Regions from separate parts of the Homo sapiens genome. Here region 2 is linked to region 1. Evidence: chromatin loops called from intact Hi-C (ENCODE). Cell type or tissue: endothelial cell of umbilical vein. All regions are shown on one strand.

Region 1 (2,500 bases):
AAGGATTAATTCATTCTACAATTTTCTGTTTTATCACTTGTACCTATTTATGAAATTCAGAAACCAGAAGTGTTCAGAAATATGAGTCAATTGCAGTTTGGAAGAAAAAGGAAAACTCGTTGCTTATTTCTTCAAACATAAGTTCTGGGATGGGACCAAACTAGAATTTGGGGCATGATGAAGTTACCAGAGGTCCACAGAGACAGTGCCTTGTATCTAGCAGAGGCTCAACAAGTATGTGTTGACTTTACAACTTTCTGGATTTGCAAAATGACTTAAAGACCACCTAATGACCACTTCATTAGATACCTCAGTCTTTAATCACTGATTGTCCATGCCCTGTCTGAAGCTTAGGTCAGCTTCATTTCCCATGGAAACCTTCATTCCATTCAGTTATTCTAATTGTTACAAAGCTCTTGTCTGAGTTGATCTGACATCTGCCATAATTCCAACCACTGTATCTGGTTCTGCTACATTTGATTTGAATTGGGGTGTTGGTACACAAATGGATCAGAGGACCCCAAATACGTTGCTTACTTGAGAATTTTGTCTTGGGCTCTGTGCACCTCAGAGTCACAAGAGTGTTATTTCTTCCACATCAATACACTTCTCCTCCAAAAACATCTTACATTTGAACTAAGTGTGCTCCACTTTTAATATTCTAAGAGAGGCATGATTCAAACACATGCAAATTCACCCACTCAGCTGAGTGAGTACCGAGGCAAAATGGACAACTTTTAGTTCTTTCAGACATTTTAAACTGTAAAAAAAACCCTGATTTACAAAAAACTGAATATTGCTTTTTTTATTTTATTTTGAATATTGCTTTTTAAAGTCTTATTTCATTCAAGTAAATTTAAATGTCTTCAGTGAAAAATGCAGAAGATACAAAACACAGTAATTTAATTTCAAGTGATTTAAATGATGAGAACAATAAATCAGATATTCAAGTTAAACTGTGATACAACCCATAGAATTTAATCCATGAAGGATATGGTATCACCTACAATATCCTATTCAATGCAAAGATGAAGAGTAAACCAAAAAGAAATAGGCACTACCAGAGCATACAATACTAATTTTACATGTAATTAAAACTAACAATTTCTTTTCATTTATAGAACATACTCTGATGACCTTTGAGGTTGGTGGCAGGATAGGACATTAGCTTATAATTGTGCTTTGATTTGCAATGAAAAATTGAAATGACTATTCCTTTCCTCTCTATTCGAATTAAAGCATGAAACATTACTGCCCTCTCCTGATATATTTTGGTAGAACACCTCCTAGAAGGAATTTTGACCTGAAACCAAATTTTAAAAATCATTCTACCCACTAGAAATGAACATTTTCCTTCACGAATTTATATCAATTTAATTTTAAAAATAATTATTTCACATGTCTTTTTAAAATTAAAAATGGTGCATTAATCTTTTGAAATCCAGATATAAATTAATGAGCCAGAAAATGTTGGGAAAATAATGATGGCTGTTAATATCATGCATTTATATGACATGTTCAAAGAGTACTTAATGGAATTTTTCTCATTTAGTCTCACATCATCTCCAGGAGGAAGTAAATCATTATATTTTATTTGTTTAACTTGTTAGGTCTGTTGTTGCAGCTCATAATTGGTTTTTCAAGTGCAAGTTGTAGGCCTTTAATTTGGATGCTTTTGTGACTGAGTTATGTTTCTTCATTCTACAATATCAACATAAGACGGTGCCTAAGTATATGTAAACAGATGATGAAGTCTCTTGCAATTTTTCTGATCTCCATCAAGAACCGAAGGGACAACTGCACATTTTCCAATGAAACGTAATTCATTCAGGGATTTTAACCATTTTATCTTGTCTGTAAAATGAAAAACCAAGATCAAAAGGTGAGATAAGGCACTGTTTGTATTTAATTATGATTTATGATCCACTTAAGCGTTGACACCTGCTCCGAATCAGAGTTTACTTTTTTATATTTTTGTATCTAGAAAAGAAAATTACATTTATTCTTTGCTTAAGGACTTGAGGGATTACAGAATGATTGCTTTTACTCTGGTTTATATCCATGGTTGCACAAAGGGAAATCCAGATGGGGAATATTTGCTTTGAATTTGTGCAAAAAATTTCCAGGGTTATGTTGATGTTTATTTTTTATTCCACCTTCTGAAAATTTTACATTTTGTAGGGTCTGCAATCATCCTTGCAGAAGGATGTTTCCAACTGTACATTTGGGTCATTTCATTAATAAGGATCACCTGGATGGTGTAGTGACCAACTCTTAAAGCCTTGTCCTAATCATACTGCTAAATAAAAACCAATTGGATTTTATATGTCTTTTTTTTTATAAAGCCCTAGAATCTTCTCATGTTAAGGCATCTTATAGCAAATTTGGTTAATAACCAAATAGCAAGTTTGTGCTTAATAACCAAAGTCTAGGGCAAAAATCAGTTGACTGTCATTTACCTCATTGTACCCTACAGCTACCAACATTCTGTTACTAAAAC
Region 2 (2,500 bases), 79 kb after region 1:
TTTGAATGATGTATAAATTATATAAATATATGTTGATATGGTATAGATATTATATATTATATATACAATCTATTATATATTATAAAATAGCTATAACACAAGGATAAGGTGATTTGGATTCATAATAATATTCACACAGACATTTTAGAAACTTTAGCTCTGTTCTTACCCTTTATACTAATTTATTTGTGTGTGTGTGTATTCATCCTAAGAATCTCACTAACCAATCTGACAAAATTAGCCATCTAAGCAAAAAATTTTCCTGAGAACAATGACCTAGACAGTCTTCTTTTCTTTATTTAACCAGAAAAATGTCTATGTTCCAAAGTGCTTGTAACATTCATTTTTAATGTGACGTGTGATGTTGAGAAATCAGGACATGTTTGTTGAACAATGAGATTTGCAATGCAAAGACAGCAGGCTGTGGGCGTGATCACCTTCCGTTAACCTACTGACTGACTTTTTCCAGCTGTACATAGCAAGGAAACAATGGCTTACACATGAATTTCAGGATGGGCTGGCTGGTCGTTTCCTGTTCCACTACAAATGCTGGACTAAGAGCCAGGAAATGTGGAGCTATTCTTGTTTCTGCAATTGCTTGTTTTGAGGGAGTGGTTAATCCTCAAGGCATCAAACTAGATGACTTCAGTAATTTTGGTTTGTCTAAGATTGACTGAATCTATAATTGCACAGGATAATTTCATTGTTCAAATTAGTCCAGTATCCAGAACAGCTACCAAGTGGGCATAAATTCTTACAAAGAATTCGCGAATTCTTCACATCTTCACAAAGATGTCTTACTTGCAGACAAGATAGGTAAATACTCTCATTGAATAAGATTTCACCTGTTCTGGGAAATCTCACTTGGCCATATTCTTCCTAAACTGACATTCCAGAATTCAAATCTTTCCTTTGGCTTCCCGCTTTGACAGCCACTGTGTGGTCAGTAGTTCTAAGTTCACTCAGTCACGTTGAATGCAGGGAAACCTTTGTCACGGGTGTGTGTTATCGCCTCCTGGCTGTAGAGGAGATCACTACATGCTTTGATTCAGCTTCCATCTAAGAAGAGACTCACCAGCTCAGCAGTGCAGGCGCTGGCACTGCCTCTCTGAGGGCAGTGCGCATAGTCTGGCTTGAGCAAAGGGTGACTTTCCTTCCAGAGGGTTCAGAGGGCCTGAAAATATTTGCCAGACACGGTGTCACTTCTGTGCAAGGTCAGCGAGTGACATCTTCCCTCAATGGCATCAAAAAGGACAGCCATCAGGTGCTGTGCTCCATCCCCGTGGTGCCCCCTGACATCGTGATGGGCCCTGACATGGCTCAGGCTGGGCCCTCAGTGGTTCCCTGGGGCAGCTGGCTCAGGACCCACCACTGAAGCACAGACACTTCTCAGGGCTGATTGAACTCCCGTCCCTGCAAGTGCTCCTGGCTTGGTTTTCTCCACTCTCCCTGGTCTGATGCATTTCATTTCTCCTCTTAGACCAGGCAAGGTGTAGCAATGAGAAGCAGAAGGATAACTTGAACTACGTTAGAATTTTCCCCAAAGGCTGTCGAGGTGAGCAAGCTCATGCAGGGCCTGCCCAGTTGTCAGCATGCCTGGAGGCAGAGGGGGGCAGAGGGAGGCAGAGCTCTCCCTGCTCTCCAACAAGTGTCACCCAGGTGAGCTGGAGGCAGAGAGGGGCGCCCACAAGCTCTCCCTGCTCTCCAGGTGAGCTGGAGGCAGAGAGGGGCGCCCACAAGCTCTCCCTGCTCTCCAGGTGAGCTGGAGGCAGAGAGGGGCGCCCACAAGCTCTCCCTGCTCTCCAACGAGCATCACCCAGGTGAGCTGGAGGCAGAGAGGGGCGCCCACAAGCTCTCCCTGCTCTCCAACAAGTGTCACCCAGGTGAGCTGGAGGCAGGTTGTCTTCCTCTCCCCACACAGACAAGCGTAAAACCTCATTCTCCTCTGCAGCTGCGCCTGCCGCTCCGCAAGCACCACCAGGCTGGACTACATGGGGTCCCATCTAGCTCGGGCCTCTGCTGTCAGCAGGCCTGGGCACTGTGTTCTGGCACTGGGCTCAGTACTCTTAGCCACTTGTGGAGGTGAGGCAATGAGACCTTACAGTGGGGGCGATTTTCCAAAATTCATAGCTACTGGCAGAATCCAGACATCCTAATTCCTCCTCTATTCCCTACATACATTCTCTTGCCAAAGGCAAACTTGACCTGCTGGGATCTTTATGAATATAGAATTCAGAAAAAGTAATCTTAAGTAGGAATGATCTGAACTCAAACCTAAAGATATTAACTGAAATAAACCTCAAAAAGTACAATGTTTTAATGGAAGAAGATGTCACGAACATATGAAGTTACTACATTTTACTTGGTTTTATAATCTACTCTCATTTTTTAAATTTTATTCTGGGCATACCATCTCCCTTCCCGTTTCTTTTTTGCCTTAAACTTTGACATATTTATTAAAATATTTTGTATGAGATTAAATGATGCTATAACTACACTG

What was found. Hi-C counts contacts between places; a loop is a spot of excess contacts. Peaks named below come from ENCODE experiments on the same cell type or tissue, not always from the same donor. Only the 100,000 strongest peaks of a DNase experiment are listed, where the experiment ranks them.
Region 2: it touches region 1 in a loop (5-fold over the local background); 2 of 110 quality-filtered maps call a loop at or near these places.

The regions. Positions count from the first base shown.
Region 1 is chr13:107,123,083-107,125,582 of GRCh38, forward strand. No RefSeq gene overlaps it. Among named protein-coding and RNA genes, the nearest start is that of SNORD31B, 200 kb to the right of the region's middle. In endothelial cell of umbilical vein, a CTCF peak has its summit at 1,273 (motif pointing left); a DNase peak (open chromatin) is centred at 1,239.
Region 2 is chr13:107,202,330-107,204,829 of GRCh38, forward strand. All of the region lies in intron 2 of NALF1 (NALCN channel auxiliary factor 1), which reads right to left. Among named protein-coding and RNA genes, the nearest start is that of SNORD31B, 120 kb to the right of the region's middle. In endothelial cell of umbilical vein, a CTCF peak has its summit at 1,012; DNase peaks (open chromatin) are centred at 462 and 962; H3K27ac peaks cover 1,520 bases.